Linked DNA regions of Mus musculus: all the other regions are linked to region 3. The links are chromatin loops, found by intact Hi-C in ENCODE. Cell type or tissue: heart. All regions are shown on one strand.

Evidence for each region. Peaks named below come from ENCODE experiments on the same cell type or tissue, not always from the same donor. Only the 100,000 strongest peaks of a DNase experiment are listed, where the experiment ranks them.
Region 1: it touches region 3 in a loop (6-fold over the local background); 18 of 42 quality-filtered maps call a loop at or near these places.
Region 2: it touches region 3 in a loop (2.6-fold over the local background); 18 of 42 quality-filtered maps call a loop at or near these places.

The regions. Positions count from the first base shown.
Region 1 is chr6:116,004,111-116,012,110 of GRCm38, reverse strand. No RefSeq gene overlaps it. Among named protein-coding and RNA genes, the nearest start is that of Plxnd1, 13 kb to the right of the region's middle. In heart, CTCF peaks have their summits at 1,385 (motif pointing left), 4,103 (motif pointing right) and 7,748; DNase peaks (open chromatin) are centred at 5,180, 6,040, 6,150, 7,850 and 4 weaker places; H3K4me3 peaks cover 528 bases; H3K27ac peaks cover 4,491 bases.
Region 2 is chr6:115,990,251-115,998,250 of GRCm38, reverse strand. Plxnd1 (plexin D1) reads left to right here and starts at 3,246. Exons shown (of 36, transcript NM_026376.3): 1 at 3,246-4,762. The coding sequence starts at 3,446. In heart, CTCF peaks have their summits at 233 (motif pointing right) and 1,533; DNase peaks (open chromatin) are centred at 1,810, 3,200, 6,050, 6,220 and 6 weaker places; H3K4me3 peaks cover 6,189 bases; H3K27ac peaks cover 7,750 bases; H3K27me3 peaks cover 2,038 bases.
Region 3 is chr6:115,843,916-115,851,915 of GRCm38, reverse strand. It overlaps Mbd4 (methyl-CpG binding domain protein 4), which reads left to right. Exons shown (of 8, transcript NM_010774.2): 2 at 1,077-1,298; 3 at 2,184-3,010; 4 at 6,299-6,373; 5 at 6,468-6,602; 6 at 7,197-7,346; 7 at 7,750-7,853. Among named protein-coding and RNA genes, the nearest start is that of Mbd4, 5.4 kb to the left of the region's middle. In heart, a CTCF peak has its summit at 4,761 (motif pointing left); a DNase peak (open chromatin) is centred at 4,705.

The DNA of each region.
Region 1 (8,000 bases), 160 kb before region 3:
CAGCACACAATAGGTGCTCATTCAAGAGTAGAACTTAAAAGCCCACTGCTTATCAAATCCTGCTTGGTCTACTTCTGAGGATGCAGCCAAGCTGCTCTGCCAAGTAAGAGTTCTGCTCTGCCTGCCTGCCTCCCATGACATGGGAGGCCCGAGGGCGTGGTTGGCAGTTTGACGCTCAGACTCTTGCATTTCTGCTGTTCCATCAGGCCAGGTAAGGAACCAGGATTTGTTATCAGACTGGGGAGATGGTTCGGTGGACCCACTTAAAGCTGGACTCTGTATCTTTGCCCCCTGTAATTCCAGGGATGCTGAGGTAGACACGGGAGCTCCATGGCACTCCCTGGTCAGTCAGCCATGGTCAGTCAGCCCAGCCATGGAGCTCCAGGTTCAGGAAACTATGTCTTTAAAAAAAAAAAGTGGAGAGCGATTAAAAAGAGACTCAACTGTGAGAATGGTCACAAAGCCTCTTGGCCCAGCAGCCTGACTCCCTGGGCACGGACGGGTACAGAGAGGCTTTGGCTACAGCAAGCCAGAAGCCTGCACTGAGCTTCTATACACAGAGAGAGAGAGAGAGAGAGAGAGAGAGAGAGAGAGAGAGAGAGAGAGAGAGAGCCTTACACCCTGGGCTCTACACACATACCCCACTCATACATGCACACCCTGCATGCACACACACATGCACATATGCACACGTGCACAAACAGTTCTAGGGCTTCAAAACCCATATTGACTTACCTGTAAATTTTGAGGTATGGTTTCACTCTGCCACACTCATAGTGGTCCTCCTGCCTCGGCCTCCCAAGTTCTGGGATTGTAGGTATGCAGAGAATCCAATGTGAAGGGAGAACACCAGGTCTTTCTTTCATGGACAAAGGCTCCTTTCCAAAATCCCAAAATGAGAGTAGCTGTCTCCAGGGTCTTGGTTGATGCTAAGTCATTGCCCTACCCCTGAGCTAAATCCCCAGACCCACCCCTTAAAATTCATATGTGCAATACTAAAGTTTGAATCAGCCCAAGAAAATTTAATAAGTTGAATTAAACCTGGAAAAAAAAAAAGACAACAACAAAAAAGGTAACATCTAAATGACAGTCTCAGAACCTCCCAACTGGGGCAAAACCACTATGAGACACGCGATGGGGACTCCTGGTTTTAGAGTAGGATTTGGTAAGTCTGATAGAAGTGTTGTCAAGCCATCTGCTACAGATCACCCATGCTACTTGCCTGTGTCAACTGGGGGAGGCTTGCATGTTGTTGGTGAGTGGGAGTGGCAGAACGTTAGAATATGATGGGTCTGATGTAAGGAGATCCTGGAGTTATAGGAATCACTCTCGAAAATTATTAAAAACAAAAGGCAAACCTGGTCTCCGTCGCCACCTTGTGGCTATGTTTGGGATTGCACCCTCTGAGACACTCCCAAGGATCCACCATCCACACTATCTTTAGCATGTTCACGACAACCCACTCCTACAGGGTTCCTTGATCCTGTGGGCCCTGCTAGGCACACTCTCCCATTTCTGCAACTGAACGTTTAATGAACATACCTGTAATCCCAGCACTTGGGAGGTAGAGACGGGAAGATCAGGGTCACGGGTCACCTTTGGCTACATTGGAAGTTCAAGGCCAGCCTGGGCTGCCTGCGACCCCCATCTCAAAACATCTTTATGACCACTGACCTGTTTCTATCCACCTCTTCCCACCATAGTGGAAAAACTATCTCAGTGATTCACCTGTGTCCCAAATGCCTGACACAGAGCCAAACATAGACCACACACACACACACACACACACACACACACACACACACGAGGCTTCACGTGAGTAAAATCAGGAGAGCACAAGAGTCTTGGTGTCCTGCCTGCTGGCTGGGAGCAGCGGCTCCCTCAGTCACCCCAACTAGAGAAGAAGCACTGTGGCTACAAACACTGCTGCCCAGGACCAGGAGGCCCCCTCCCTCCCTCCCTCCCTCCCTCCCTCACACAGGGAAACTAGGGTTAGGCCCAGGACTCTAGCCCCAGTCAGCAGACCTCAAGGCTGTCTTTACCAGTTGGCTCAATGGTCTGGTTGGTCTGCACCTCTTAAGTCCACCCTAGGGGGCTGGTGAGATGGCTCAGTGGGTAAGAGCACCCGACTGCTCTTCCGAAGGTCAGGAGTTCAAATCCCAGCAACCACATGGTGGCTCACAACCATCCGTAACAAGATCTGACTCCCTCTTCTGGAGAGTCTGAAGACAGCTACAGTGTACTTACATATAATCAATAAATAAATCTTAAAAAAAAAAAAAATGTCCACCCTAGGGCCTAGCTCAGCAGGGACAGTGGGTTGGGACAGTCCTGGAATTCAAGAACAGTGGTTGCAGGCCTTCTGACCAGCCACTTGCCTCGTTGCCTGACTCCCTGGGCATGAGTCACCAAGAGGGCTGGAAAGGCGTGGCCACGGTGTGCCTGGCTTGAAAGGTGTCCCTGCCGCCCTGCCGATGAGCAGTCGCTTCCTTTTCCTCCCATTGTGTGGCTCGCTTCCTTTGTCTGTCTGCTCACCGGCTCATTTCTCAGTTACCCTGTGACATTCGGGCTGACCTGGATTTCCAGGCCATTCCCACACATAGCTTTAAGGTTGCCGAGTTGTCTAAATCTGAATGAGCACGTGTGTGAATGTGAGCCTCTATGTTTGTGGCGATCAGAGGAAAACCCTTCCCCAGGCGCCTTTTCTTTGAGACGGTCTTGCACTGGCTTGGAACTTTCACCATGTAACTAGGCTAGCTAGCCATGAACTCCCAGGACACACCACCTCTGCCTGTCCTTCCCCGTCACTGGCCTCACAGACCTGTGCTACCACTCCCAGATTAGGGCCTTTTCTATCAGCCCTGGGTTTTGAACTCCATGTCCACACTTGTGTAGCGAGACTTTACCTTCTGAGTCATCTCTCCTGCCTGGTCCACTGTTATAAAAAGAAACTGCTAAACTTTTTGAGACGGAAGCCTGCAGCTGCGGTCCAAACATTGAGAGCCCTTACTGCTCCTCCGAGGACCTGGGTTCAGATCAACTCCCAGTAACTCTAGTTCCCATTCAATACTCCCTTCTGGTCTCCTTGGGCACCGGGCATTCATGTGATGCATGTACATACATGAAGACAAAGCACATACATAAAAGTAAATCCAAGGGGCTGGTGAGATGGCTCAGTGGGTAAGAGCACTGACTGCTCTTCCGAAGGTCCGGAGTTCAAATCCCAGCAACCACATGGTGGCTCACAACCATCTGTAACAAGATCTGGCACCCTCTTCTGGAGTGTCTGAAGACAGCTACAGTGTACTTACATATAAATAAATAAATCTTAAAAAAAAAAAAGTAAATCCAAAAGAGAGAGAGAGAGAGAGAGAAAGAGAGACAGATCCACAATGGTAGACCACATCACTCACCTAGCAGCAAACAGAGGTCCCACCATGTTTGACACAGGTTTGCTAGAACCTAGAGGTGACTCCCCCACGAACTGCCCCCTTATGTGTCTCTGTGTGTACACCCTATGCTTTCAGGTGCCTGCAGAAGCCAGAAAAATGCCTTGGATTTCCCTGGAGCTGGAGTGATAGGTGATTGTGAGCCACCTGCTGTGGGTGCTGGGATCTGAACTCTGGTCCTGTTCAGCTGGAGTGTAGATGTTAACTGCTGAGCCACCGTACCAGCTCTGCCACACCACACTTTGATTTGGTTTGAGTCAGGCAACAGGTTGTCCTGTGGCTGTCCTGAACCTGCTGTGTATTCAAGGATGACCCTGGCCGCCCGATGCTTTCTCGCCCTCACCTAAGTGCTAGGATAACGGGTGTGTACCAGGCCAGGCTTGCCAGAGTCCCGACTTCTCACAAACCCAGAGGCTCTCCCTCCTAGAAGCCCACTGATTTCCTGCGTGCTCCTTGCCAGCCAGGAGGGAATTCTCAGGCCAGCTCATGATGCAAGGATATGAGTTTCCATCAGCCCAGGAGGCCTGGTCTGGCCTGCCCCTGCCTGCTTTGTTTCCAGCCTCCCTCCTAGACAGGGGGTCTTTTGAAGAATTCCTAGGAGAGAGGCAGGAGAATAGCAGCGAACCACTAGGTGTGTTGGACAAGCCTGGCCAGCAGGGGGCCTCCTGGCTAAACTAGAATTCTAGCCCAGTTCTACCGCTGACACCTGGGGATTCCGCCCTGTGGATGGGAGGCAAATCTTGGCTGCACCTACTGTGTGCCAGGCCTAGGGGCACCATCCAGTAGGAAAAAAACCCCAGCGACACTTTGGTCAAGGAGGGCCTCTTTAAAGGGGACGTTTGAGCAGAGTCCAGAGCCAGGCAGCAGCCTGGGGAGGTCTGGAGTAAGTAGAGCAGAGTGATAGGGTAATGGGTCCTGGGTGGGGGCTGGAGGAGGGGCAGGTGTGCTGCCAGAGCGGAGAGCAAAGGGATGGTGTCAGAGGAGCTTAAGGCAGAGATGCCAGGGGGATGTGCGGGGGCCGGGGGGTGGGGTGGGGGGGAGTGACCTGCGGATGTGTGTGTGTGTGTGTGTGTGTGTGTGTGTGTGTGTGTGTGTGTCTTGTCATGGCTGCCTGGGTGGCTCTCCAGCAGTAATGCGTTGTTTCTTCAGTTCTAGAGGCAGAACTGAATGAAGCCCAAGGTCAAGGTGCCCCAGTTTTCTTTCCAAGCCCTCTCCCAGGCATGCAGAAGGCCACCTTCTCACAGCCCTAACCACCTCTGTAATGGCTTGTCCCCAGATGCAGTCACTCTCCAAGACGCTGAATTGCAATGTCACAATTGAGCCAGTCACACACTGCTTTGTCTGAGAGAGGCAGGGGCTTTGGCTAGGAGAGGGAGAAAGGGAGAGGTAGGGGGAAGGGGATGGGGGTAGAGCCCAAGAAAGAGTACCCCACTCTAGGGCCGCAAATGGCTGCTTGCAGGAGCTGTGAGCTGCGTGCTCAGCTGGACATGAGGGAGTGGCGCTGCGGGTCTTAGGCTCAACCCCAAGCTCTGCCTGAGGGAGATGCCAGCTTGCTAACTTGCATTCTGCATTCAGCAAGCGCCTACTGTGTGCAGTCTGCCTCCACGGGTGAGGGAGGCAAGGATAGGTCTAGTGTGCTGACTCGGCCAGTTCCTCCGGCCCTCCTTCTTCCTCCCTTGTGGGGAACCTGACTCCCACTTGGACAAACATCTTGTGGCTATTTCCACCTCGCCTGCCCGGAGCCCTGCCCGGCCTGAACAAACACTCAGGGCCTGTGTTTCCTGCCTCGGCTCTGGGAAAAGCCCAGCTGGGGCTGCTGAGGTCAGCCTTGGAGGGAAGGGAAAGGAGGGGGCAACTTCCAGGGCTGCCAGCACAGAACCCTGGGCGGCAGGGTCTTCTCTGAGCATGGATCTCTGTGGGAAGATACAGAACCCCTCTGCCACCAAGCAGGGCTGCTGGGTGTGGCAGGAAGAAGGCTCACAGCACCTTGGGACTCCGTGGCCAGTCCACTGGCTTCCCACCTGTACACTTGGCACTTGTTTTGGCTCTCCTAGTGCAATCCCTCGTGCCTGCTGGATAGTGGCAGGCCTCTGTCTCCCTGGAGTGACCTCAGATGGCTAGGCAGGTCCAGAACTGGTCCAGATGAACCAGCACCTGCTGAGGATTGAACAGAGGAGCTCACAGTGTGTGTGTGTGTGCGTGTGTGTTCACATGTGTGTGTACTGGTGCCATGGAACATGGTACCAAGCCCAAACAAGAGCTGGAGGCCACTTGAGGTGCCTAGAGCTGGTGGGGGGAGGGGGGTGTCAAATGTCCCTTGGGTTGTGCCTCCTGTTCTGTCCCCTGTCACTGTAGCACCTTCTGGTCTCCTTTGTCTTCCATTAGGAATGGCTGGAGTAGGAGATTTGAACATGCCTCACACTGGGAAATAAGGGAAAAGGGCTAGAAGACAGGCGTGGCAGCCCCCAAGTGAGCACTGTGCTAGACAGGGTGACCCTGCTTGAACCCCTTCTCTAGAGACCCAGGGATGTAGTTAGAGTCAGGCTACCTGGCAGGCCTGGAATGAGGGTACGGACTGGCCAGGATCTAGGGGCAACACTTGGTGCCCACTCGCCTCACCCAGGGTAAGCTGGCATGGCCACAGAGCCACCTCCTAGGCAAGCCTCGTCCTTTGCCAGAGAAAACCATCCCAGCTGCAGTTTGAGTTTGTTTTTGTTTTTCAAGCAGGATCTGGGAGCGGAGACAATGGGATTAATGTTATTTTTTTTTTTCCTTGCAAGCAGTTTCTCCTCATTTGGGAACTGTGGGGCTAGATTCCCACCTCAGCTTCCTTCCGGCCTGCGGAGGAGGTTAGGACAGACAAGGCAGGAGGGCGGTCCAGGCAGTGTGGGGCTGAAGGGTGAGGGGACTTGTGCTCTTCTCCCTCCCCTCGGCGTGGCACTTGCTAACTGCTTCCCTGAACAAATCCCTGAAGGAGCTCCTATGTGTTGAGACAGCCGGCCGCCTCTCCCAGGAAGCCCTCCCAAACTGCCCAACAGTTTACAGATAAATGGCAGCATCTTCCCACTGTCCAAAAGCTCTGCACTACCTTGCACCGTGGGCTGGCTTACTGACACCTAACTGTCCCCGTGTGAGACCAGATCCAGCACTGTGCTTAAAGATGGATCAGTGGGAAGCCCAGCATGGAGAGGGGCCCCAGTGGAGCGCCCCGGGCTTCGGAGTTCATGGTTGCCACAGCACACACATGACGTTCAGAGGACTAGTTGCGGCAGTTGGGTTTCTCCTTCCACTATATGGGTCCCAGGGATCAAGCTCAGGTCACCAGTTTTGGCGACAAGCACCGTATTATCCTCTGAGCCATCTTGCCAGCCCTGCCAGGTTTTTTTTTTTTTTTTAACACAAATAATGCATATTATTTGAAGGAAACAGAAAGCTCAGACACAACTGCTAAACTCCCCATTGAGAGGTCACAACATCCCAGTACCGTGTCGGGGCACTGGCCGAGATGCCTGACTGTCCAGGACTCCATGTCTAGGATGCCTGTCTTTGGGGACTAGGCCTCCTGACTGTCCAGGACTCCATGTCTAGGATGCCTGTCTTTGGGGACTAGGCCTCTGGGGGACAGCTGAATTTGCGTGACATCCAGCCTGGGACCACGGTTTCCTTTGGAACAAGGGTGGCAGCTCACAGCCAGGGGGAACTGAGACTCTAGGAGTAGGGGTGGGTGACATGGACCCAGTGGGGAAGTGAAAGTGTCCCAAGTCATTCCTAGGCTGCCACAGCTGATGCACACTGCCCACCATCTGAGCTGGGCTGCGGACAGTTAGCAACTCCCTTTACACCCAGCCGGAGCTACCCAGGGTGCCCCAGGCTGGTACAGGAAGAAAAGGTGGTCTTGGCCTCCGAAGTCCACTATAGGGGGGGGGGCGGGTTGCAGCTTCAGCTCTCTGACCTTGGCCCCAGACAAGCCAGTTAAGGCTCATGAGGGGGAAGGGGAAACTGAGGCCTGGCAGGGGAGCCTTTGACTGGCTGTTTCCAGACAGGCACTGAGTTAAAGCTAAAACAGCTCTTGCCTGGCCCCACACTCTGCTGTAGCCCCTGGAGCCTGGAGGATGCAATGCTTATCCATGTCGCTTGCTTGCAGGGACCAGTCTCCTCTTAGGTCTCTAAACCAGGGCCAGCAACACACGCTGCAATAAACCCAGCCTGCAGCAATTCCAGGCCAGAGTAAATTGGGTTGGAGGAAGGGGCTGGTAACCACCCTTGTCGTCCCCATGGGCCCCAGGTGTGGGCAGATGATAGAGCCAGTGGCACTTCTGGGAACTGCGGGGCCTCCTGTTTTGCCGGGGAGAGGGCCTCCTTCCTGCCTTCTGGATGGCCGGCTGACCTCCCGTCAAAGCACTTCCATTGCACCTGGGTGCCGGGCTACTGGCCTGCTCTGACCATGACTTATTTCCTGCTTCTGGGGGCTAAAAATAGCTCTCCTGGATGGCCAGGCCCTGTTGGGAGTTCCACATGAGACAGACCCGCTATACTGTGTTCTAATATAGC
Region 2 (8,000 bases), 150 kb before region 3:
CTAAGAGCTGAGTTGGGACACTGAGCAGGCTGTGCAGCTTCAGGCTTATGTCCCCACCTCTCTGACCCTTCCCGTCCCCATGCAGGCTCATGGTGAGGAAGGACTGGAAGGGCAGAGCCCCAGGTGGCTACAGGGCCCCTCCCCTGTTTTTCCTCTACTCTGCCTCCTCCAGCACTTTCCTGCCCTCCACTTGTGTGTTAGGAGTACTTCCTGCAGGGGGAACCTTCTCCAGTCCCCAGGCTGAGCCCCTCTTCCCAGACAGCCTGAGCCCCCAGTGTTATTGTTTCCAATTGAAGAAGAAAAACATTTCCTCCCCTCTGCCTCTCACCCCCTCCCCTCCCCTCCTCCCTCCCTCCCTCTGCCCTGCATTGCCAGAGGAGATTTGCAGGAGGCTGTATGCAAGGAAGCCCTGACCTGAGGAACACACTCACCCTGAGTCCCCAGCAGCCAGGGAAAGCTTCCACCCCCCCCCAACCCCCCGTCCCGACCAATTCCAGATCTGCACACCTGGACAGTGGCCATGGCCAGAGCCTAGGGATCACTTTTCAAGGCCTTCCCACAGGAGTTGACCAGGGACAACACCACATGCCAAGCTGGAAACCAGCTCCCCTAGCTGGAAGCAGGCAGGAACTTAAACGACGACGGTTCTGAGTAAATTCTAGAAGGTGTAAGCTTGTGGTGCTGACCGAGCTTGAAACCCTCTTTCTATTCGGCAGGGACAGTGACAAATGCTAGATGCTAGAGAGTCATTAAAGACGCGTTAGCCCCAGACAGAGACTTCTTGATGGAATCAGGAACCAGGAGCAGGAGGGGAAGGGCCCAGTCATCAGTCGCTGGCAGCCGAATGGCTGGATGTGGGTATAACTACCTCCGTCAGTGTGCTGGGTGCCATCTACCTGTCTCCCAATGGATACCCAATTTTATTTATTTATCCTGGGAGGACCCCCAGAATCTCAGCAAGGACTTCCCTCCCCACTCCCTCCTCACATCTCTGCCCACCCAGGAGTAACCTTGGTCTTAGAGAGAAAACTGAGTTCCAGTCCTATTGCTGATGCCTCAGTTTCTCCGTCTGTGAAATGGGCTCAGTGACCCCTGTTTTGTCTTCTGGTGCAAAGAAGGTTGTGAGATAGTGGTGGCAGAACTGTGGGTGGTGTTTACCCCCAGATAACCCATTAACTACTATGGGATTCAAGACATAAAACAGGCAGGAGCCATGATCTATTGCCTCCTCCTGCCCTTCCTCCCGACTTTAGCAGGGGCTGTGGGGCCATGACTCAACCTAGCAGTAGTGTGCTATTATATGGTCCACAGGAAACAGGCTCAGAGAGGGCAAGCACCTTGCTGGAGGCCACACTATAATTCCTACTTCAGTTTATGTGAATATATTCAGACCCTAGAATTCAGGTCCCAAACGCTGAAGGTGGGGTGATGGCAGAAATCTACCAGCTTAGCAGGAAGTTTGTCCACAATACACAAAACAATCCATCTGGCCAGCTAAACCGAGATGTCATAAAGCATTATCCTCGAGGCTCAGTGGGGGGAGCTGCAGGATGCGGCAAGAAAGCAAGAGAGGGACAGGAAGGAAGCAAGGAGGGGGTGGGGAGAGGATGGAGAATGAGACCAGAGATACTGTGTGAAGACAGAGGGTAGAGAGAGGGAGAGAGACAGAGAGGGAGGGCAGAGGAAGACAAGCCTATAATCTGTGCTGGGGCTGTCCAGTGGAGTGGAGGGCCTGTGGCTCACAGGGAGAGCATGACTCGGGCCTTCCCCAAACAGAGGTAGAGGCAAGTCCCCTGGGTGCTCAGTTGGGGGTGGAGGCAGGACATAAGTCTCCAATTTCCTGCCAAGGAACACTCCTGACCATCAAAGCCAAGGCCATGAATGGGCTGGAACATGGCAGGCAAGCCGGCAGGCAGGCACAGGGACAGGAAGGTTGGGGTGGGGGCCAGGGAAATGGGGATGGCTGGGCTCTGAGCCCTTGCTGCTGACCCTTCAGGCACAGGGAAAGCCCCTCCCCATCCTTCCTTCCTATCTGGTGGGAGCAAGGTCACCCTCTGAGAGAGGGCCACTAGGCCTCAAGTGACAGCTGCAAGCTGCTAGGAGACCCTGACTGAGAACTTGTAGCTGGAACTGTGGCTTCAAACAATGGGTCTGTGTCCCACCTTCCCCCTTAGCGGTGTATTTTGGGCTTTACTTCTGGGGCCTCAGTTTCCATGCACGGAAAGTGGGTTGAGTCTTTGTAAGGAGGTTAGCATTTGGTGTGGTCCTATGTGGGCACTCCCATGCTATGGAGAGGATCACCTGGGTTTCTATGACCTTAGGAAAATGACTCCTTGCCTTTATCCCAGGGCCTACCTGTTCCTTTGAAGGTCAAAGGAGTCCGGTGCCCAGTGCCAGCTCATATGTGGAATGACTTTAGGTTTCTCAGAACCTTGGCCTAAGGGCAAGGTCCTGGGGGTCTGCGGGGTTTGGCTCTATCCAGAAAGTAAGGCCCTGTGTCTGGTGTTCTGCTCAGCCCAGCCTGCCCTTGCAAGAGGAATGAACTTCCTCTCAACACAGTTTCCTACTTTTGCTGTGGGATTGTCAAGTTTGTCCCCGGAGCCTGCTGCTTGCAAACTCCTTTTACAGAGCAGTTCGGGGAACAGACCATAGGTTAGCCAGGGGCCTGATGTCCCTGGTCTGGCTGGTCTTTAGAGTGAGGCTTGGAGAACATAGGGGGTGTGAGCGGGGGGGGGGGGGGGCGGGGGGGGCGGGGAGGGGGACTGTGGCCAGAAGGGGCAGGCGGTTGAGGGGAAATGGAGGGCTTTAGGGGCAAGGAGAGGAAAAGAGTAGAGAGGGAGAGCAGCGGGAACAGAAAGAAAAAAAAAAAAAAGGAAACGCAGATGAGGGAGAGGGAGTGACGCGGGAGAGACACGGGGCGGAGTTGACAGGATCGGAGTAGGGGAGTCCGAGAGATTGAAAGAGCGAAACTCTGAGAGGCGGTGGAAGGCAAACGGGAGCCCAGAAACAGAACAGAGAAGGTACTAGAGCGAGGAGAAAGAGAGGAAGGATAACAAACAAGCGAGAGGAAGACATTCCAGGAGCTGGCCAGGAACCAGGAAAGAGGCAGGCAACTTGCGACTGCCCGGGTATCGGCCACCAGTGACCTCGGACCGCGGGGCGTGGCCCAGAGGCGTGGCCGGGGGCGTGGCCCGGGGCGAAAGGGCGTGGGCCAAGCTGCTGGGGCGGGGAGATGGGCTGTGGGCGTGGTCTCCACGGAGCCGCCCCCGGGCTGAGCGCCTCGCCAGAGTCGGGCCGGGGCGCCGGGGCCGGGGGCGGCAGGCGCGGGCAGGAAGCGCCTCGCGGCCCGGGCCCCCCCCCCGCCTCTCGCCGCCTCCGAGCTCCCGGCTCCCGGCCGCGCCGCGCCCCATGCACTCGCCGCGCCGCGCAGCCCGCGCTCGCCTGGATGGCTCGTCGCGCCGCGGGCGGCGCACCCCCTAGCGCCCGGGCCGCCGCGGCCGTCCCCTTGCGTCCGCGCCCTCACTCGCGGGGCCCTGGTCTGCTGCCGCTGCCTCTGCTGCTGCTGCTCGGGGCGGCACGGGCCGGCGCCCTAGAGATCCAGCGCCGTTTCCCCTCGCCCACGCCCACCAACAACTTCGCCCTGGACGGCACGGCGGGCACCGTGTACTTGGCGGCAGTGAACCGCCTGTACCAACTGTCGAGTGCCAACTTGAGCCTGGAAGCCGAGGCGACCGTGGGTCCCGTGCCGGACAGCCCGCTGTGTCACGCCCCGCAGCTCCCGCAGGCCTCGTGCGAGCACCCGCGGCGCCTCACGGACAACTACAACAAAATCCTGCAGTTGGACCCGGGCCAGGGTCTGGTGGTCGCGTGCGGCTCCATCTACCAGGGTCTGTGCCAGCTGAGGCGCCGGGGCAACATCTCAGCCCTGGCCGTGAGCTTTCCGCCTGCCGCGCCGACCGCAGAACCGGTCACCGTGTTCCCCAGCATGCTCAACGTGGCCGCCAACCACCCCAACGCGTCCACTGTGGGACTGGTGCTGCCGCCTACCTCGGGCACCGGGGGCAGCCGTCTGCTCGTGGGCGCCACGTACACCGGCTTCGGCAGCGCTTTCTTCCCGCGCAACCGTAGCCTAGAAGACCACCGCTTCGAGAACACGCCCGAGATCGCTATCCGCTCCCTGGACGCGCGTGGAGACTTGGCCAAGCTCTTCACCTTCGACCTTAACCCGTCGGACGATAACATCCTGAAGATCAAGCAGGGCGCCAAGGAGCAGCACAAGCTGGGCTTCGTGCGTGCCTTCTTGCACCCGGCGGTGCCACCGCACAGCGCGCAGCCCTACGCGTACCTGGCGCTCAACAGCGAGGCGCGTGCGGGCGACAAGGACAGCCAGGCGCGCAGCCTGCTGGCGCGCATCTGCCTGCCCCGCGGCGCGGGTGGCGACGCCAAGAAGCTCACCGAGTCCTACATCCAACTGGGCTTGCAGTGCGCGGGCGGCGCGGGCCGCGGCGACCTCTACAGCCGCCTCGTGTCGGTTTTCCCCGCGCGCGAGCAGTTCTTCGCTGTCTTCGAGAGGCCCCAGGGCGCCCCAGGTGCCCGCAACGCCCCGGCCGCGCTTTGCGCCTTCCGCTTCGACGACGTGCAGGCTGCCATTCGTGCAGCGCGCACCGCCTGCTTCGTGGAGCCGGCGCCCGACGTGGTGGCGGTGTTGGACAGTGTGGTGCAGGGCACCGGGCCGGCCTGCGAGAGCAAGCGCAACATACAGGTAAGCCATAGACCTGAGGGGCGTGTGCGGGGATACAGTATGCACGCAGATATCCCAGAGGATTGGTTACTGCCAGCGGTGCTGGCCCGGGAGCGTACTGGGTCACAGGTGCGCACACCTAAGTGGGGAGGTCTAGGTTGTCAAGGTACCCAGGTGTTCCCCGAAGACAGCGCACCTACAAATCAGCTCTGCAGGTGGGGGCCACAGGTGTGTGCTGAACTGAGAGAGGGGAGTGACACCAGGAGAGTGTTTAGGGAGAGTGCAGGTGCCCTTAGGACATACCTCTGCACCCTGGCAGATGTGTGATGGGTGTGGCACCTGGCACTGAAGATAAAGGGCATGTGGGTCGGAAGGGCTGAGTATGTGACAGGGACACCCATCGGAGATCCCAAGAGTGTAGACCTGCAGGGATGTAAACTCCCAGTGGGAGCCCGTGCCAGGGGACACTGTTATTTGGGAAGTGATTGGTTCCCTAGTGAGGCCACCTGGTTGGCAAACAGGTGTGTGCTCAAGGCCACCTCAACAAATAGCAAATGAGCAGCTAGCAGGTGGTGTGGCAGACCTGTGATCACAAATGCTGTGGGTTTTTAACTTAAGCCAGCCATTCTCAACATGTGGGTTGTGTGTGACCCCTTTGGAGCCAGACAACCCTCTCACAGGGGCTGCATTATCCTGCATATCAGATATTTACTTTGTGATTCATAATGGTAGCAAAATTACAATTATGAAGTAGTAACAATGAATTCATTTTATGGTTGGGGGGTGGTGGTCTTACCCAGCCTTAGAAAGGTTGAGAACCACAGACCTAGTGTGTGGTGTGTCAAATGTCTTCAGCAAGTGTGTTCTCATCCCTTTGTACATACAGATGAAGAAATGGGTGTAAGTTTTAAGGGATGCACAAACAGCTGAAAAGGAGCAGAGGTGGGGCTTGCTTGAACACAAGTTGTTTGGCCCCCTCATGTGTTCATGGTGCTGGGGCTTTGCGGCCTTACAGATGTGGAATGGGGGCATCCAGGCAGTCTGGCCGGACAAATGGAAGATGGAAAAGGAGTGAATCTTTGGTGGAGAACTATAGGGCTGAGGGTGAGGCGGGGCCTCAGGGTGGGCAGTAGCAAGAGAGCCAGGCTAGGGGATCCCCAAGTGAATTGGCCTTGGGTACAGCCAGTCCCCTCTAAGAATTTCACAACAGAACTCATTTTCTTTCAACCCCAAAATGACACTGAGTTTACAAAGGGCTAAGCCCAGCCTTCTGGGCTCACTGAGGCTCCCTGCCTTGTCCCTCTCTCTCTGTGGTCCTCAGGGGTAGCAAGACTATACCGTGGGCGTGCCCAACACTGGGGCTTTGAGCAAGCACAGATTCCTTCTCTTGGCAAAGACTCCCTCAGCCGCCTACCACCCTGCCGACTGACCCCTCACAAGAAAGGTCATAGCGGGTGAGAGGCAGAAGGACTGTCTGAAGTTTGTGGCGCTGCTACCCAGCAGGGTCAGGCCCTGTGCAGTTCTGGGGTGAGGACAGCCACTGTTCTTCTCTCCGGAGCCTTGCCATGGCTGTGCCTTGGCTGCATCTGAAGGCTGAGAGAGTAGGAAGAGGGAAGCTCTGTGGGCAAGGGAGGCAGCCCTTCGTGGGCCCCTGGCTGATGAAGGGTTCTGTGGGATTCCTCAGGCCGCTTCTCCCCTCCCCCTCCAGTTAGATGTGTCCTGATTCCCACGGTCCTTGGTGCCCCCCTGGGCCGGCACAGTGACTCACCCAGCTGAAGGCAGCTGGATTGTCGTCCTCCCTATGGGGGCAGGGCCTCTACAGGGAAATTAGCCCCAGGGCAGTGTAGTTAAGGCCTGCCCCTCACTCCAAAGCCACACAGTCTCTCTGCTAGCGCTCTTCTAGGTTCGTCTGCTGTGTTCTCCCCAATGCCCAGCTGTGGACACAGGCTAGGGCCCCCTGGCAGGAGGACCTGCAGCAGGCCACGGTGCTTGCTGTCCTTTCCAAGCTGCTGCTGGCTCCCCTACACGGGCTTGAAGTCCCTCTCTTGGTGCCTGGCTAAGTGGCCTTGACGGGGCAACAGAATCTTCTGAAGTTCCCTAAAGCTAGGGTAATGCACAGTCGCCTTCCCACAGAGGCATTAGGACCACAAACACAGTCTTCCCACAGAGGACCAAATGAGCAAGGTAACCACAAAGGCAAATGCTCAGTGCCCAGCGCACAGCAGTCATTGGTTGGTTGAGCTGTTCTCACCCCTGGGGATGCAGTTAGCTCTTAGCTGGGCTCTAGGCTGTCCTGGAAACATGTCCTCATCAGGCCTGCTTTGCAGCTATAAGACCCCCACCACTTGCACTCGCAGCCTCCTGTGGGTCCCCTGAACATTTTACCAAACCCCTAATGTCATGAGACCTCTGCTTTCCGGGGACCCTCATGCGACTCCCTGGTTTCTGGCCTCCCGGACAATACAGAGACCTAAGGATGGACTGGGTCTCATGTAGCACGGGTCAGTTTTAGGCTCACTGAGTGGTGGGGTTAAGGACATGTGCCACCAAACTCAGTGTGTGTGTCCTTGAGTATTAAACCCAGGCTCTAGGTGAATGCTAGAGAAGTGTGGCACCAACTGAACTACATCCTGTCTCAAACAGAGTCCTCTTCGGAGCACCTAGGGTCAGGGTGGGCACTGCCACACACTGTCCACTGCCAAGCACAGGGGCTGGCAATTATGTGATCTAGAAAGCCCACGGTGGCTGGCAAGGAGGAGGGGCCCATAAGGAACAGCAGTCAAGATGCTCAGGGTAAGATATCCTCTGACGTCTGCCGTGCGTTGGCTCTGCACCCCTGTGCTGTCACCACAGGGCAATGGGCTGGACCTATGTGCCTCCACTGTGGCGTGTCCAGCAGCAGGTGGAAGGAAAAGAGGTGGGATTAGGTGGGGTTTCCTTCCTCACACCGCAGCGTGTTCAGAGGGAAAGTATGTTGGACCGTTATATGCTGTTGGTAGAGAAACTGAGGCAGGGAATGACAAGGTAGAGCTGGCTGGATGCGATTCCTTTCTCTGAATCTTTTGCCTGTAAATGACCATGATGTATGTGTGTGTGTGTGTGTGTGTGTGTGTGTGTGTGTGTGTACTTAAGTTGCAGGACAGCACAGCAAATGCCAGGTCTGCTTATTTTTTTTTCCCATGGTGTCTTTTTATAGTAATGGCAGGGGAAAAAAAAAAACCCAGGCAGTTTTTAAAGCAGGCGTACAGTGGGTGGCACA
Region 3 (8,000 bases):
AAGAATAAATAAATTCTTTAAAGGGGGAAGAGATCCACTGCACTGGAGGTTTTGTGGGAACTATCCCCCCCCCATAACAGTATGGGAGAAGTATTAGGTGGGCCTAGGTTTCGGGGTCCACTCTGCAGGTGATTTGATTTTGTTATCACACAATTTGTCAATAAGAGTAAAATAATTCTTAGAGATTTATTTATTTATGTTATATATATGTTTTATATACATGGGGTGTGGGTGTGGGTGCTTTGTCTTGCATACCAGAAGAGAGCATCAGGTCCCATGTGATTACAGTTAGAAGATTGTGAGCCATCGTGTGGTTGCTGGGAATAGAACTCAGGACCTCTGCAAGAGTAGCTCGTGTTCTTAACAGCTAAGCCATCTCTTCACCACCCAATGAGAGTACATTTTAACCTCACAAAGTGATGAGAATCAAGACTGAAAGAGAGCTGGAAGTTCTTACCAGAAATTATGTAGCTTTTGGAGGGCCATGCTATTTTACAAAAGTGGTAGTTGTTGGTTCTCAAAAATGCACACATATGTGAAGTGTTCCCCTTACATGTTTGCAGGAAAGAGGGGGTGATTCATTTGAGCAGTTTGTCTGATCTCAGATGAAAAGTTCAGTTACTGGCTCATATCTCAGACTTCCAACAACTGTTATCAGAATCCTTTATTGAATCCCTATAGTGTGAATTAAGAAAAAGTTTAGCAGGTATACTGTGTGGAGAGTCCTAACATTTAAAAACCCATGTTGAGCTAGGCAGTGATGGTATATGCCTTTCTTCCCAACATCTGGGAGGCAGAAGCAAGCAAATTTCTGTGAGTTGGAGGCCAACCTGGTCTATGGAGTGAGTTCCAGGACAGCCAAGACTACACAGAGAAACCCTGTTTGAAAATCAAGGTGGAGGAGGACACTCATGTTGAAGGACAAGAAGTTGTTAGAGCTGGACAATCCTCATGGCACAAGACTAGCTCACTGACTTTAATTTGTATTTTATACAGTCTCATACTGCTGTGGGCAGAAACTGAGGAAGCAGGGTAAAAGCAATTTTAAGTTCATCACTTGGGTTTTGTTTTTCCAGCAAGGAAGATATTGCTGTTGGACTGGGAGGAGTGGGAGAAGATGGAAAGGACCTGGTGATAAGCAGTGAGCGCAGCTCCCTTCTCCAAGAGCCCACTGCTTCTACTCTGTCTAGTACTACAGCGACAGAAGGCCACAAGCCTGTCCCGTGTGGATGGGAAAGAGTTGTGAAGCAAAGGTTATCTGGGAAAACTGCAGGAAAATTTGATGTATACTTTATCAGGTAAGCATTTAGGAAGGAAAATAACAATACCGCCAAGTGATTTTTGTCCGTAATGGGAAAGGATAGCAAGAATCTGCGGTTGATAGGCTAAGGGAATGACTCAGGGAATAAAGCATTTGTCATTGTTCAGACCCCCAGAGTCCATCTGCAGAGCTGAGTGGGCACAGCAGCTGCCTGTGGCCCTGGCTCTCAGGAGCCTGAGATGGGATCCCCAGGGGAAGCTGGCAGCTAGACTAGCTGGATTTTGTGACTTCTGGGCTCAGTGAAAAACATTGTCTCAAGCAAAGTGAACAAGGACACCTGATTTTTAACTTGAAGCTTCCACATGCACAGGTACACATGAGAACACTCATATACACATGCATATACCACACACATACATTTTAAAAAATGTAGCTGGGCAGTGGTGGCGCATGCCTTTAATCCCAGCACTTGGGAGGCAGAGGCAGGCAGATTTCTGAGTTCGAGGCCAGCCTGGTTTACAGAGTGAGTTCCAGGACAGCCAGGGCTACACAGAGAAACCCTGTCTCAAAATAAATAAATAATTAAATAATTAAAAATAAATAAATAAATAAATAAATAATGTATTATAAGATCATTACTGTTCCTTCAGTGTCACTGGTTGTATCAAGTGATTTGGGGACAGTCACATATACACAGTGCTGATCCTGTTCTCAATGGTAATGAGACATTTGGATTTAAGCTACATTTGTATGCTGATTTTATACTATCATAGAAGAATCTATTGAAAAGCCATTTATTACTTTTTGTTGCTTTAAAATGCCAAACATCTTTGGTGACATTTTAAAACTATTAATTGGAATTCTGAAATGTGGTCCAGTTCTTTTTAAAAAGTCACTCTTTTTTTTTTTTTTTCCTTTTAAGCCCACAAGGATTGAAGTTCAGATCAAAACGTTCACTTGCTAATTATCTTCTCAAAAATGGGGAGACTTTTCTTAAGCCTGAAGATTTTGATTTTACTGTACTGCCGAAAGGGAGCATCAATCCCGGTTATAAACACCAAAGTTTGGCAGCTCTGACTTCCCTGCAGCCAAATGAAACTGACGTTTCAAAGCAGAACCTCAAGACACGAAGCAAGTGGAAAACAGATGTGTTGCCTCTGCCCAGTGGTACTTCAGAGTCGCCAGAAAGCAGCGGACTGTCTAACTCTAACTCGGCTTGCTTGCTATTGAGAGAACATAGGGACATTCAGGATGTTGACTCTGAGAAGAGGAGAAAGTCCAAAAGAAAGGTGACTGTTTTGAAAGGAACTGCAAGTCAGAAAACCAAACAAAAGTGCAGGAAGAGTCTCTTAGAGTCTACTCAAAGAAACAGAAAAAGAGCATCTGTGGTTCAGAAGGTGGGTGCTGATCGCGAGCTGGTGCCACAGGAAAGTCAACTCAACAGAACCCTCTGCCCTGCAGATGCCTGTGCAAGGGAGACTGTTGGCCTGGCTGGGGAAGAAAAATCACCAAGCCCAGGACTGGATCTTTGTTTCATACAAGTAACTTCTGGCACCACAAACAAATTCCATTCAACTGAAGCAGCAGGTGAAGCAAATCGTGAGCAGACTTTTTTAGAATCAGAGGAAATCAGATCGAAGGGAGACAGAAAGGGGGAGGCACATTTGCATACTGGTGTTTTACAGGATGGCTCTGAAATGCCCAGCTGCTCACAAGCCAAGAAACACTTTACTTCTGAGACATTTCAAGGTACTCAGTGCATGAAAATTCTGTTAGCTGTGTGGTGAACTGTCTACCCTCGCGGATCTTGTATTTCGTGCCGGGATGGGGTTGAGATAGAGAGTATAGTGAAGAAGAGTCAAGCGTCAGATATATTCTCCCAGTTGATCCCAATATCTGCCCTAAGTGATTTTTGAGAACAGGGTTTCATGTATCCCAGCCAGCCTGGGTCTCACTGTATAGCTGGAGAGACTTTCGAAATTGTATCCTTCTGACTCTGCTTCCTGGGTGCTGAAATTAAAGGCATGTGCCACTATGCAAGTTTATGTGGTGCTGGGCACAGAACCCAGGGCTTAATGCGTGGCAGCTAAGCACTCTATCAACTGAGTTACATCTCCATCCTGTAACTGATCTTTGAGCTTGGTCATCAGGCCCTTAATTATGGCAGAGAGGTAATCAGCTGGCTACAGCCAGGATGCTCAGCATTGGAAGACTGGTGTGTGATGGCTGCTACCACCTCTCCCTGGACAGCAGCTAAGAGGTGGGGCTTTCCACACTTGCTATCTTCTCTTTTGGCAGCAATTCTAAGACCGTAAGGGAGATTTTTCTGAGAAGAATGTAGATAAGACTCCTTTTATAAACTGACCAAGAATAGTCGGCACCTTCCTGCCCCTCCGGTGCTGCTGCTGTGTGACTCCCAATTTAATTTCATCTGTATTACATTCTTTTTCTTCTGTTGCAGCCTGATGCTTCTCTAAAAGGCCTTGGAGCTTTCAATAATTCAAAAGTATAATCGCTTAGTTCATGTATTATTTGTACTGTGCTCTTCACACAAGAGTCCTGGGCTTGGCAGACTTGTCTATACAATGCCTCAGTGAATAATAGATAAAAAGATCTGAGCAGCCCTGGGTTATTCATTATACTGTTACGGCATAATGAATAACTCTTAAAGAAGAATAGTAATTTTAATTTTACTTAGATTCCTTTGGGAACACAGCCTGCACAGATTGGTGGAACAAGGGTAACGCTTGAGTTCTGTCTCCAGTCCCATCCATAATTGTGTGTCTCCTCTGTGCCTGGGATTGATGCGTCTTTAACAGATGGCCACATATACCTAGGAAATGGATAAGAATTCCTCAATGTATGTCCTTTGAGCTTCTTAAAGCATTGGATTGTATAGATATACTGCAATTATAATGGGTAGGTTAAATATTAAAAGCTTCTTCTCTGGCCAATTTGGAAGTATCCAGCTTGTCCTATTCTGAATTCTGGTTCTCAGTGTAGGGGAGGTGCTGTTGGGTACTAGGTGCCCACTAGAATGAACATTGCTTGGCTAGAAAGTATCAAACCAACAGGTAATAAAGGAGGCTGGTTAGTTAGTGTGGGAAGCCATGGAAAACATCAAGTACCCATAAAATCATTTTCCTTTGTTCTGTTTCATGCTTTCTTCTGGACTTTCCCTTCCCAGACTAGAATAGCAAAAGCCACTGACATCATTATGTGGAGACCTGGATAATTCTTGCAGTGTTTAGTCAACTCTGGTATCATTTTCTGGCAACGCCTTTAAGCTTTAGTTTCTGAAAACTTAAGGAATACCCCAAATTAGTTCTGGTTTTCATATCAAGACAAAAGGCAGCTAGAGAGATGGCTCAGCAGTTCAGAGCACTTCCTGCTCTTCCAGAAAACCGAAATTCAGTTCCCCACACCCATGTCAGGTGGCTCAGAACTGCCTGTAACTCCAGCTCCAAGGGATCTAATGCCCTCTGCTGGCCCCCACAGGTATCACATGTAACAATGCATAAATTAAAATTAAACAATTTGGGGGCTGGTGAGATGGCTCAGCAGGTAAGAGCACCCGACTGCTCTTCCAAAGGTCCAGAGTTCAAATCCCAGCAACCACATGGTGGCTCACAACCATCCGTAACGAGATCTAGCGCCCTCTTCTGGAGTGTCTGAAGACAGCTACAGTGTACTTACATAGAATAAATAAATAAATCTTAAAAAAAATTAAAAAAAAAAAAAAATTAAACAATTTTATTATAAGGTAGCCGAGTATGGTGTTACATGTCTATAGTCCCAACATTTGGGAGTTAGGTATAGAAAGATGGTGAGTTGAAGGCCATCCTCAGCTACATGGTAAGTTTGAGGAGAGCCTGGACTACCCGAGGCATTGTCTCAAAACAATAACAAAATAATTGTGAGGTAAAAATAAGAAGTGAAAAAAGATGGTTTGAGGGTTTTTTTGTTTGTTTTGTTTTTTGTTTTCAAGACAAGGTTTCTCTGTGTAGCCCTGACTGTCCTGGATCTCACTCTGTAGACCAGGCTGGCCTCAAACTCAGAGATCCATCTGTTTCTGCCTCCCAGGGATTAAAGGAATGTGCCACCACTGCCCAGCTAAAAGATGGTTTTATAAAATACAAATGTAAGTAAGATATTAACTGATACTCACAGGGTGTAGCTAAAGGGAGTATTATGACCATTTCAACTTGAGAGATCGAAACTTGAGAGGTTTGATAATATCTTGGTTAAGATTTTTATTTTGTATATGTGGGTGACTGGGTGGGTGTGGGTGTCCACAGAAGGCAGAAAAGGGTATTAGATTCCCGAGAGCTGGAGTTACAGGCAGTTGTGAGCCACTCGGCATTGGTGTTGAGAACTGAACATAGGCCCTCTGGAAGAGCAGCAAGTACTCTGAGTGCTGAGCAGTCTCTCCAGAAGCTTATTGGGTAGCCCAGGCTGGCTCACGGCTCCTCCTCAGCTTCTCCTGTGTGCCTCCTTTTTGGTTAATACAACTGAAGAACCTTTCAAGTGTGGGGGGAAATTACAGAAGAAAAGAAAAATTACCACTTCTAACAACCACTGTACCATCGTGATTCTATTCTTAGTGTCTCTTTATGTGTGTGCATACGTACACTTACAAATTCATGTTTATAAAATTGAGATCATATGTAGAATCTTGCCTCTTTTTTCCTATTTGAAGTAAATAACAGTAGAAAATATTCATGATAGAGTCTCGACATTTTAATGACCACATTGTACAAATATACTAGAATATTCAGACTTGCAGTTTTCTATACTGTGAGCTGGCCATGTAAGGCCTGATCTTGAGCTGGTCTGCCTGCATTCCCACTGTAGCGCTCACACGAGCTGTATGACCTGGGACTCATTTAGCTTCTCTGTGCCTCAGTTTCCTTATGAATAAAGTGGAGATAAAATAATGCCTAACTGATATATTAGTGGACTTAGGGTAATTTATGTAGCCTAGGCTATCCTCAGCATTCCCTAAGGTGTAGACTATAAACTAATTTTGCTTCTCAGAAGACAGCATCCCACGGACACAAGTAGAAAAAAGGAAAACAAGCCTGTATTTTTCCAGCAAGTACAACAAAGAAGGTACCCACCTTTCCCTAAGCAGAATGGGGGGGGGGCAAGGGGGACATTCCAAGTCTTTTATGAGAACAACTTTGACAACCCTATATTTTTGTAGCTCTTAGCCCCCCAAGACGCAAATCCTTCAAGAAATGGACCCCTCCTCGGTCACCTTTTAATCTTGTTCAAGAAATACTTTTCCATGACCCATGGAAGCTCCTCATCGCGACTATATTTCTCAATCGGACCTCAGGTTTGTGGGTCATTGTCATCTTGTCCTGGTTAGAAGGGAGATACCTAAACTGGTTAAGAAGTCTAAGGTCAAGGTACATTTTGAGTTTGTGATGTCAGAACTCTTTACTTATGCAAACATTAGACTGGATAACAGCCAACATTCTTTTTAATACTGAGGGCCAGGTGGTCATTGATTTCCTACTAACAGGTTAGCTTTGGTTATCAGTGAAGGAGCAGTTAATATTTCTTCCTCTATCCTGCTTGGAACTTCCCTGTGTTCATTGGATGTTTATAGTGGTTATCTAGTGAGCTGATTATTTGAAAACTAGCCAGTTTCTGTATAATTTGTACTAATAACCAAGTAGATTAACAGTGTTGGTATTTGGTTCTGTAAATGGCTGCTGGTTTGGGTAGTGACTTGACAATAAGCAAGGCTAGGGATATAGCTCAGTGGTGGAGTCCTTGCCATCATGCAAAATACCCTAATTTCATTCCCAGCACCACAAACACAGTAACAGAAATGCCACGGCCTGAAGTTTATAGATGCAAAACTACCTAAATAAGAAGTTGGCCTTTCCCAAGACATGTGTCTGCCATTGTTTATGCTCCCCAGGCAAGATGGCCATCCCTGTGCTGTGGGAGTTTCTAGAGAAGTACCCTTCAGCTGAAGTGGCCCGAGCTGCCGACTGGAGGGACGTGTCGGAGCTTCTCAAGCCTCTTGGTCTCTACGATCTCCGTGCAAAAACCATTATCAAGTTCTCAGGTATGGTCCCCAGCCCAGTGGAAGGAGCAAACTGTGCCTATTGAAGGCAGCCACACCTTAAACTTTAATGCCCTGGGATGCTATATTAATTGAGGTCATTTAGCTCAAGCACCAAAGACATTTAAAACAGGCCGCTTGCCCCACACCACAGACTCCTACTGACCCAAACCATAAATCTTTGCCCAACACTGAGTAGCCCTGTACATAGAAGAGAAGCATTTCCTCTGTCTATTTATATTTCGCAAAGCACACAGGAGTGATGAGGAAGAGGTAGGTGATAAGGGCAAGGTGATCGAGGCTACAATCAGCACTGCTTCAGAGGGAGGGGTCATCTTGCCCCATTACAGGTATAAGGAAGGTGACTTTCTCAAGGCTGACCATGTGTTGGATGTGTATCCCTCAGATGAATATCTGACAAAGCAGTGGAGGTATCCGATTGAGCTTCATGGCATTGGTAAATATGGCAACGACTCCTACCGGATCTTTTGTGTCAATGAATGGAAGCAGGTAAGCCCACCACTGGCCATATCCAACATAAGCCAACATATTCAGCATATAAGTCCACCAGTGTGCCTGGATCTATGAGAAAGAAGTCCTGTTGTAGTCCCAACCAGATTTGCCCTCTGTTCAAAGAGCAGCAGGGGCGTGAGGCTA